2 separate regions of the Homo sapiens genome follow, and region 2 is linked to region 1. The links are chromatin loops, found by intact Hi-C in ENCODE. Cell type or tissue: heart left ventricle. All regions are shown on one strand. Each heading gives the region's core, and the rest is flanking DNA. Links, peaks and the distances in the headings are about the cores only.

The links. A loop is a pair of places that touch in the nucleus more often than their neighbours do. Peaks named below come from ENCODE experiments on the same cell type or tissue, not always from the same donor. Only the 100,000 strongest peaks of a DNase experiment are listed, where the experiment ranks them.
Region 2: a loop joins it to region 1, with 2.5 times the contacts of the local background. A loop is called at or near these places in 3 of 110 quality-filtered maps.

What each region holds. Positions count from the first base shown.
Region 1 is chr1:81,546,616-81,552,002 of GRCh38, forward strand. All of the region lies in intron 1 of LOC101927434 (a long non-coding RNA gene), which reads right to left. It also overlaps a transcript of ADGRL2 not described here. Among named protein-coding and RNA genes, the nearest start is that of ADGRL2, 250 kb to the right of the region's middle. RefSeq lists an enhancer at 719-1,498 and a silencer at 3,042-3,201. In heart left ventricle, for the core only: a CTCF peak has its summit at 3,091 (motif pointing right); no DNase peak of the experiment used is centred there; H3K4me3 peaks cover 643 bases; H3K27ac peaks cover 384 bases.
Region 2 is chr1:81,432,340-81,437,726 of GRCh38, forward strand. It overlaps a transcript of ADGRL2 not described here. Among named protein-coding and RNA genes, the nearest start is that of ADGRL2, 370 kb to the right of the region's middle. In heart left ventricle, for the core only: no CTCF peak of the experiment used is centred there; no DNase peak of the experiment used is centred there; H3K27ac peaks cover 2,860 bases.

The DNA.
Region 1 (5,387 bases), core at 133-5,132:
CAGTCTAGAAAAGTTATTTCTGTTACATTGTTGATTCAATCTTATTAGGCAATTCAACCCATCTCTTTATGTAACTTAGTTTGTGCTTCAACAAGTAAGAGAAATACTTGTCAGATTTCCGGCCTCTCCACCTGGATTTACATGGATTATGTGAAATGAGTGAGGTACACATAATCTTAGGGGAGGTGGAGTCCTGGAGTTGAAGAGGTGTCCTCTAAGTCCTCCCGGCCTGGTCTTCTCCCAGAGGTGGTCATCTCAGGAGGGACTTGTCCATCCCCAAGGCATTCTGAAGCCTCCATTGCAAGAAACTGCCTTTAGTGATATTCATTCATGTTTTGTTCACTCAATTCTTACAGTGTTTCAGGGCCCCAATAGCCATCTCCCCTTGTTGATCAAGCCCCCATCTCCACTTTTGCTGAAAATAATGATTCCCAACTGGATCTTTATCTACCGTGAATGGCTTCATTTTCTTTAGACCACCTGCTTTGGCAAAGTTGCCAGGCAAGACCTTCACCTACTTTCAGCCAGATGCCCCTGGTTCGTTTCACAGGACACTCAGAAAAGCTACCATACCATGCAAGAGCTGAGGGAGACTCTGAGGGGTTAAACTCAGATCTTTCTATACAAAACCACAGTAAACCACTGAATTTAATTTTATGTAAAACCCCCAGTAGTTAAGCAGAAGGAACCTGTAAAGCGATAGCTTCTCATCCTCTTGAAGGAGCAGAAGGCCCTTTCCCCTCACCATTCCCCTCAAATTCTCTAGAACATCTCTATACCCTTCCCTCACTCAACCCCCACCACCAGGAATTGGTGAAAACTGGAGAAGCTGGAGCAATGTTCTCCTATTTCTCTGTCTTCTACCAAGAATCCAGTGGGAACTGAGGAGCCAGGCATTTCCCGACTTCTTCCTCACTTTCATTTAAGACTCGCTAGTATTGTTGTTATTTCATTTAAGACTCTCGAGTATTATTTGTCTGGCGGCTTCTCAATAGTTAAAGAAGAAATAAAGGAATTTAGAAAATCTTTTTCTTTCTTACAATCCAAATTTCATGACTATTGTCTTGGCAAAGAAGTCAAAGGAGCCAGCTTTTGAGATTCAAAACTGATCAATGGCTTCTTTGTTCTAATCTTGGGAATTCCCAGCTTCTCCCTCCCAGGGGCTATGTGCTTGGGAGGTAGAAGTTTGCAACAAGGGAACTTGATTTAAGGGATAAGTGTCAGTGCTTTAATTTACTATCTCAAACGATTTCAAATAATTCTCATTATAACTCCCACCAAAATAACAATATTAGCTTCTTACTATGTCAGATACTGTGCATCAATGTTATTTTATGTTTTACTTAATTCTTACAACAACCCTGTTATGAAAGTCTTATTACACACATTTTCAGCGTAGAAAATCAAGTCTCAGAATGATTCACACAGCTGGGAAGGAGTTCTTTCTCTTACCCACTGCAGTCTAAAATAGTGTTTCTCAGTTTGACTACAGCCCACACAAGAAATATAATTTATGTCCCAATCCAACTACACACGTAACTGAAGAAAGAGTTTCACATAACAATACTTAACTTGCACTCAATTTCTTATGTTCTGTGCAATTCTCTTCCTTTCTTTTTTTACTCTTTTTAATGCTAATCACAATCAACTAAATTGATTTCATGACCTACTAAAGGGTCATAATTGACAGCTGAAAAATGCTGCTCCAGCATCTGCTGCATCAATATTACAGAATTCTAGTAGAAATTACATCAAACTCTTCAGCCATTTGGAAATCAGGCTAAGGTAATTTTTCATATGCAAGTTATAATTGTGAGCGCTTCAGTATGAAAAACTTGAAGCAAGTAGAATAGTGAGTTAAATGTCAATTAAATACTGTTAAGTAGCTTTAAAATTACTTAGCAAGAGGAAATCCAAAAGCTGAACAAATATAGATTTGTGGTTGACTTGCCATTTTTAAGTAGTTTCACAAAGTCCTCTTTGGGTTATCCTCTCAGAACTTGTATCTAGGTATTTTCACTCTCAATTTTGATCTACAGGACATAATTGTATTCCAAGGTTTTTATTTTTCCCCAAGGATTCAGGTTAAAATGTAGCATTGTTTTCATCCAAATTGTATTCCAAATCTCTAAATAATCTCAAAGAAGAAAAACTTTCGTGAGTCCCAAATTCTTGAATGATTAAGGATTTGAGTCAGTGGACATTCTGCACTTGGAGTGAGCAAGATAAACTCCAGGCTGATGATGTCAACTAATTTGGGAATGAGTGAGTGACATTTCAAAAAACAGAAGGTTGAGAAGGTGTTCAAGAATTTCCAGGTCTTGAAGGCTAGAAAAAGCCAACAGATTTCTGCCTTGCAGTCCAAAGCTCATTACAAGGTTGTATGTTGGAGTGCTTTGCTTTAGGCAACTTTCAAGTAAATCAAGAAATGAGCCCTCTCCCATGTTTGCTGCACTTTCTAGTTCTCACTAAATTTTACTTTTGACCTCTGAGACATTTGCAACGGCACCAGGATGTGGTTACAAATTGGATTAGTATTACCAAGCAGATCCTTTTGACATGCTGGAAGACCTAATCCATCAGTTACCTACTGAAGCCAAATGGATGACGTTTGTAACTCCTTGGGGTAGGTTTTGAGATACACAACAGGAGGACAAAACAGAAACTTTTGAAAATATGGAAAAGAAACTATTCAAAACAAAGGAAAGGAAGAATGCTCGAATAAATGCTGGGAGACCTAGATTCTGGCTCTGCAACCACAAAATAGTTTTGGAAGCCTTACAAAGTTACTTGACCTTTTTCAGTTTCAGATTTCTCACCTGCAGATGTCTTCTGTAGCTTATCACCTGCAAATGGTCTCCTAGTAACTACTGACATGCCAAATAGTTGGGATCAATTCTCTCCCTCAAATTGCACACAAGATTGAAGTCACCATATTCTTCAATACTCTCATTAGATAAATACATTTCAGAGAATACTATAAATAAGCAATCCTCCTGGAATCTGGCACCATTGAGAAGAACCTAGCCACCAGTGGTTTTAGGAGAGAGCTAAGGGAGAAAGCATAACATGTAAACAAGATCACGGGATGAGAAATTCACACAACCTGTAGAGGGCACTAAGGTACTTTTTAGAGAAAGAATCAGACTAATGGGCATGAGAGGTACCTGTTACCCCAAGTGAGAAGCAAATGGGAAGAAAGGATGAGTGAGAGAGGTATCTTCATTCAACTTTCCTCACATGGTTCTGTTAATCCCTGCCTTCTATCCCAAGTAGACAGTAATCACAGTAATCAGTGATTACAAAAGATAACCTGCTAAGATAGAAAAGGGAAAAAATTACAAAAAGAAAAGCTTCTTTGTAAGGATTTGATAAATGAGCCCTTGATACCTAATAACTTCAGGATTTGCCATTGGTCTGAATTAGGAAATCCAAGGAGAAAATGTTTGAAACTCCTGCCATATTGATTATTGGCAGAGCAGAGGTAAATTAAGGGGAAAATCCAAGGAGTATCATAGGGTAGGATAGCACAGATGGAAGATGCCAGTCAATGCCTTATATTGCAAGATTGTTTCTCAGGAAGGAATGAATAGGATTCAAAATGATGCCCAGAAATGCCCTTACTTTTGTATAATTCTTAACAATTTGCAAAGCCTTTTGTAAAGCTAGAATCTCATTTGATCCTCATGACAGCCATTTTATAGCTGAAGGTGTAGAGAGGTGATGTGGCTTTCCCAAAGTAACACAGTAAATTTCAAAGCTAGGTCTTTAATAGAAATTAATTTCCAGTGATTTTTAACAGAACATCGGGCTGTTCTACCAACCCAGAGTGCTTTCGGGGACTTATTCACAGTGGAAAAATTCTGTTACAAGCCCAAGAGGTGTCAGTTTATGTTGGAAAGTAAAAATCAAATGGCAGATATTCACAAAGCAAAATAAAGACAATTTCTCATCACAGGCTTTGTAGCTCTAAGAAGCTAACAGGAGTTTTCACAACACAAATGGCTAATGTTAGCAGCACGCCGAGTTGGCAGTCCTGTCGTCTGCCTGATCAACAATATGCCATGCTGTTCGAGATTTATCCTGTTACAATTCCTCTGGGTAAAGGTATCATTTCCAAAGTATCCCTATCAGAAAGTAAATAGAATTTGTAATAAAAGCCAATAGAAGAGGTGGGAGCATATATGCTTTCCGTTCTACCCTCTTTACAGAAAAAAAAAAAAAAATTCATTACTGCCTATATTCAGATGATTAGTGTCCCAAGCCAAAGCTCCAGGAAGGGAATCTAGAGTCAAAACAGGAAGAACAAGTTTGGGTGTGAACTCCACAGGGAAGCCTCAGGCTGAGACATGATGATGTCATGGGCTTCAGGAGGGGCTTTGAAGTCAGACCCAAGGTTGAAACCCAGCTCTGCCTCTTAGAAGATGTACTGAGACTCATTGAGCTTCATTTTCTATGCAATGAGGATGAAATTCTGATCCTGCAAGTTGATGTAAGGATCAGAAATAATACATGTAAGTGTGTGTCACATAATAAATCCTCAATAGGTGGAAACTAGAATTTTTGGGTCCCAGATGCTTGATAGGAAATGGGGCACACAGTAATGTTGAAAGCCCTAAGGACAGGTTTTTCCTCTTTTCAAGTCTGCTAAAGACTAGCCCTGACACCAGGTCTTGAGGAAGATCTGTGTATCCAACAGGCCAAGGACTCTTTCAGAAGACAGCTTTTGTCGAGTGTCACCTTGAGTCCCCAAGTGTAAGGATTTATTATACTTTGATTTGTACAAGTCCTCCAAGATCAAAGATGGATTCTGAATGTTAGCTGTCAAGTGAACAAATGATTGTGGAAATATAAAAGCAAAGCAATGCATGTTGCCTTAGGAATAGCTCATTTGCAAAATCTAATATGCTATTACATTGACATATTTCCTCATTTCATCTATTAAATCTTCCATTTTAGTAAAACTAGTTTGTTACAACCAAATGCTGTGATTATGTGCACTTATGTATACATCATAAGTGTATAGTCTGCCTATAATGTCTAAAGAATGCTGGGTCTGAGTTGAAAAAAATAGGAAATTAAGATCTAGGTGTGAATGAACAGCCTCTGCATTTCAAATATCTTTGAGTATGACTACCTCCTTTAAAATACTTCTGAAACATATAGCTTTTTAAAATTTTAGTTCTTCTAGCACATCAATCAATCAATCAAACTGTAAGTTGTTCTTTTAAGAATGTCCATTTGGAAAACTTATGGAAAATAGATCCCATGAATTGAAATACTCCCCGGATTAACTGAAATGTATTAGTGGGAACTGCTTGTGAGATATTACAATGGAGGTAAGGAATCACTTTCCTGTTCCCTGAGTTTTTGTTCTCATCTTCCAT
Region 2 (5,387 bases), core at 268-5,267, 110 kb before region 1:
ATCAGCAAGCTGTCTTGATGTTTTCTTCTTGGAGTTGGATGTTGTCAAGGATTCAGATGAGCCACCCCAGTGCGTATGCAGGAAACAAAACAGGATATTCTTGTTTAAGGACTGTTTTCTGTAATTATGTTGATTTTTTTATGCAACACTTGAACTTTTAAAAACTCAAGGATGCATAAGAAGTACTCCAGAGGAGAATAAATGATTGGGATTTTGTCATAAGTGAAATGTTATTATGAGTTCTTAACAAAATTAACTTGTTTTTGTTTGTGATTGGGTCTATGAATTAAGTATACTGAGACCATGCCTGTTTCATCTTCCTGCCCCCCTCCTCGGCGCCGCTCCCCTCCCCAGCCCATTTTCAGACAGGAGGTCAAGCTGTCGTTGGAACATCATATTTCCTGCTTGGAAAAGGCACTGGATTGTATAATCATCTGACAGGAAAGTTTCAAGAGTACCAGGAGCTTCCCTTGGAAGGCTTGGGGCGGCATGGGGAATGTGCAGCATCTATAAACGTCTTTCCTTTGTACAATCATGGGCCGTTCTATGGTTGTGTATACAGAGTTTCAATGTGGAAAGAGCTAAACTGAACTGTAAATACCCTGAGGAAAAAGTGTCTGTGGAAATATGTACCTTGGGCTTGCCTGGTACCCTGTAGTTATGTGTCCTTCCTTGCTAAGGAAGGAACATCTGGCTGAACAACTTACTGTTTAATGCTATCAGGCTACAGACATCCGGTCACTCCTTTCCCATCCCAATATAAATTATCTGCCTTAGACAAGGGATGTAACATATTTGTATGCCAAGAAATTTGATTTTGTTACAATTATTTGCTCTTAATTTAAGAGAATTACTTTGTACTCTTTTTCTTTTATTTAATCAAAATGTCATGTGATTTCCTATTTTACTTGAATAATTCTCATAATTTTACAACACAATGAAAGGATTATAGATTAGTGCAGGTCAATCTCCTCCATGTCCTCCTTATTTTTCTTAAGATTCCAATCCACAAAAGGTCATAGACAACATAATACTTCAGGTCCAAGGACACCTCAAGGTCCCTTTGAGAAAGCGATTATATTCCAAGAGAAGTGTGCCCTGAGTTTTAACCACTGTGATTCAATGAAGAACATAAAATGTGAACTAGTCAGCAACTGCCAAGTTTAGTCAGGAGCACCCTGTGAAAGCTGATCTTACTCTAGGGTTAGGCTGTTTTGGGGAGAGTTTAAAATGGTGCTTGCAGGACAGCCTGTCTGGGTTGAATTCAGATTCTACCCTTCGGCAAGGAAATTATTTAACCCTTCTTTCCCTTGGTTTTCTCATTTGTAAAAGGAAAATTATAATTGTTCCAATTATTCTTTGCTGCATAATAAAGCACCCTGAAATTTAATGGCTTGAAAGAAGTATGTCTTATTATCTCTCACTTTTCCGTGGATTGACTGGACTCTGTTGGGTTGTCCTCACTCAGGGTTCATAATTCCGGAGCAGTCAGATAGCAGCAGGAACTGAAGTCATGTAAAGGCTTCAGGGGACTGGCCCCACAATATGATTCATTCACATGCTGGTTGTAGGCTAGAAGCTGTGTTGGGACTCTGTTGACACCTGGCCTCTCCATGTTGCCTGAGCTTTCCCACAGCATGGAAGCCTTAGTCTGACTTTTTAGTGGAAGCTCAGGGTTCCAAAAGAACAAGGCAATGTTGCCAGTTCATTTAAAGGCTAAGCCAGGACCTAGTATGCTATCTCTTCTGCCCCACTCTATGCATCAAGCAAGTCAATAAGTCCAGCTCAGATTCAAAGGGAGAGGAATTAGACTCCACATCTCAATCTCAATTAGAGGAGTAGTAAATAATTTGATACCATCCCTGATCTACCACAAATACAGTATTAACCACATAGAGTTTTGTGAGAATTAAGCAAATTAATCTTTGTAATGTACTCAGACCAATGTGTCACACATGTAATGTATTTTCAATGAAAGTTACTTATTATTTTCTGGGTACTTATTCTATTTTATGTTTCTTCACTGCATTTATCACCATCCAACTTTGCTTGTTTTTTATATTTGTCTCTCGGTATGTGTTTATTGTCTCTCTCTCCTACCCAAATGTAAACTTCATTACCATAGGAACTGCTCTTCTAGGGCCTAGAAGAGTGTCTGGTGCTTGATGAGGGTACCATAAATATGTGTTGAATTAATGAGTGAACTAGTGAATAAGTGAATGAACCCAGTGAATACAAAACTGTAGGAAATAAACATCTTGGATGTTTGGTTGTAGAAATTGGGAGTGAGGGAGGATTACAAACAGGGAGGTTGACATTATGATTTATTTAAATATATTAAAAATTAGAATGAGTATCATCTCTCATATGAAGCAGTTTTAACTGCAGCTGTCTGGGGAAGCACAAAATATATTACCAGGCCTACCTTGCAACCAAAATTGGGAAGCTGCAGGTGGTCATTCACAGGCCTTCAAATCTGACAAGACTGGGCTTAAGTCACTGCTCCGCTGTTTGCTTGCTGTGTGACATGAAAAGTTTTTTAACTTCTCTGAGTTGTAAAATCTGTGAAATCAGGCAACAAGGCACACTGCAAGGGACTCCTGTGAGAATTAAATACAGCTGACAAAGGGTTTCAACAAAAGTACTGGACACAATTAATAAAAATGTACCAGTCCCTGAAAGTATTAATAATAGGTAAACTTTATTGACATGAATTTTATTTTACTTATACTCTATATTAAGTTAGACAGCTTTACAGTTTCTGTTTTTCAAAAACTCCACTTATGTTTCCAAACACATTAAAAAATATTAAAATAAAATTACATTTACTTTTTAATAACTCAACATTCAATCTGTGAGTATAATGACCCATAAACTGACCTTTCTGCTTCACCAGCAACTGACAAAAGAACTGGAACTGAATATTCACTAAGTTTTAACAACCATGTTAAAAATAAATGTTTACATTTATCAAGAGAAACTGTGACATCAGAGGAAATAAACATCATGTCCAAAGAACAACTTCCCAGAATTCAAGGGGAATTCCCCCACCTCCAATCTCTCTGTGAGGATGTCCAAATGTAAATTACTTAATCAACCAGATGCTGATTGTCGAGAGTTCAATGAATTCAAAACACTTGGAACTTTGAGAAATTTTAAAAGGGAAACCACTTTTTGTTCTTTAGAGTGCTTAGTATTTTTAAATAAACTTATAGGCCAAGATGAACTAATAAATATAACAATCCATTTCTTCAAAACATCGGGACTATATATATTTAATTCAAGATGGTTAATTTGTAGGTAGACACACATATTTATATAAATTCATAGTGGATACATTGAACAGAAATTTTGTCTGTTTCCTTGCTTTGCAAAAACTGTTGAATAATATTTCTTACACTGAAACATTTCTCTGGAACCTGGGAAAGATGGAAGCTAGAAAAAAGAATGATGAATAAAAAATCATACATCTTCAGACAGGGTGCGGTGGCTCATGCCTGTAATCCCAGCACTTTGGGAGTCTGAGGCAGGTGGATCACCTGAGGTCGGGAGTTTGAGACCAGCCTGACCAACATGGAGAAACCCCATCTCTACTAAAAATACAAAATTAGCCGGGCGTGGTGGTGGATGCTGTAATCCCAGCTACTCGGGAGGCTGAGGCAGGAGAATCACTTGAATCTGGGAGGCAGATGTTGCGGTGAGCCGAGATCACGCCATTGCACTTTAACCTGGGCAATAAGAGCGAAACTCCATCTCAAAAAAATAAAAAAGAATCATACATCTTCAAAAGGAAAGTATTCAGCACTGAAGTTGCATATTGCTGTCAGGTAGACAGTATAACATATATTCAATTCTCCAATCAGCAAAACACCAAAGAAGCACAGGGCAGACACGGCTCGGTCCTCCAAAGTGAAGGAGAACGTACTTGCCGACGACATCACGGTAGAGCATGGTAAAATTTGTTCTAGAGGGGACTTACAAATATAGGACTCACTGACGGGTTTGATACCAGATAGGTGGCAACACTCAAATAACATCTATCTAACATACCTGACAAAAGGTGGTTAGTAAATATTAGTTTTCTTTCCTTCTTTCATTTGAACTATTTTTTTTCCTCGCTTTTTTGTCCATGACCATAATGTCTGGGCTCTGTGACTAAGCGTATAGCCATGAGTGCTGGGATCACTTTATGGCTCTTTGTTCCCAAGTAAACAAGCCTAGTCTGGTTATGTATTAATCAATAGAAGGTGATAGCCTGCATAAAGAACCAATATGGGGAAAGCAGAGGCCCAGATGAAATCAATATAAAATAAATTTATCTGAGCCTTTCCATCCTTCCACTTCTAGTTCCTTTATGATCCATGATCCATTTTAGGAAGATCAGTATGCCAGGGACTGGTCTGCTCAGTGAACCTCACTTATGTGAAAAGGAGAAACTCTTGTTGTCACCTATCAGGACCTGATTGGATCCAATTATATAGGGCTTCATCTCTTAATCAGATACCGTATTGGCATTCATGCCATAGCTATTTTTCCTATACAGAAGTGCTGACAAAAGTGATTTGGAGTTTTCCTTTCTTCTTTCCACACCTTACCCCTTTCAGAGAATGTCTATAATTCCACTCCTTACGATAGTAAATCCAGATGGCAAGAATTCTCAACAAAATGTGTTCATAAACATTTACCTTTTTCTTTCATATTTGTAGTAATGATAACTAATCCCTACAGTCTGGATTATAATTTGTTCAATTTATCCAACCAAGGCAAAAGTCTTTTAGGGGAATTTCACTATCCAGTCTATTATTTAACCTCATGAACAAAATCGCTGTTGCTGCCTCACTTAAAAAGATTCATCATGAAGGTTAAGAACAGATGAGACGGGTGTCTGCAGTCTCCTGGAATCACAAATGTACAAACAAGAGAACTAATTTTTCTCTACTGTTTTTACAAAAAAAAGGAAAGCTTTTTTTTACACTAGGCAAACAGCAACTGGTTTAGTCTCATAAATTTACATGTCCTAAGTAGTGTCAGTCTTCAGGCAGATTAGATTAACAGGCCTTGTGTTATCATCCCAGGAAAAAAAAGAAAAACAGATCCAAAGTCATCTGGTTAATTGGAGGAGGTGGGGAGATGAAGTTGCTTCCATTAAGTTCTTTTGGAGCAGTTGCAAGATCCACAAAATCTGTTTTTAGCTCAGTCATTCATCCTGTTGGATGTGTGATGTGTTTTCAATTTAATGATAATTGCCCTTCCCATTTCTTTGATAATTGCCCTCTCTATTATCATTTATGGAGATTCAAATTATAAATCAAGACAAGACAGCCAGAAAAATATTATGATTGTCCCTTCTGAGGCCACAGTAAAACTCAAGTAACACTGCCAAAGTC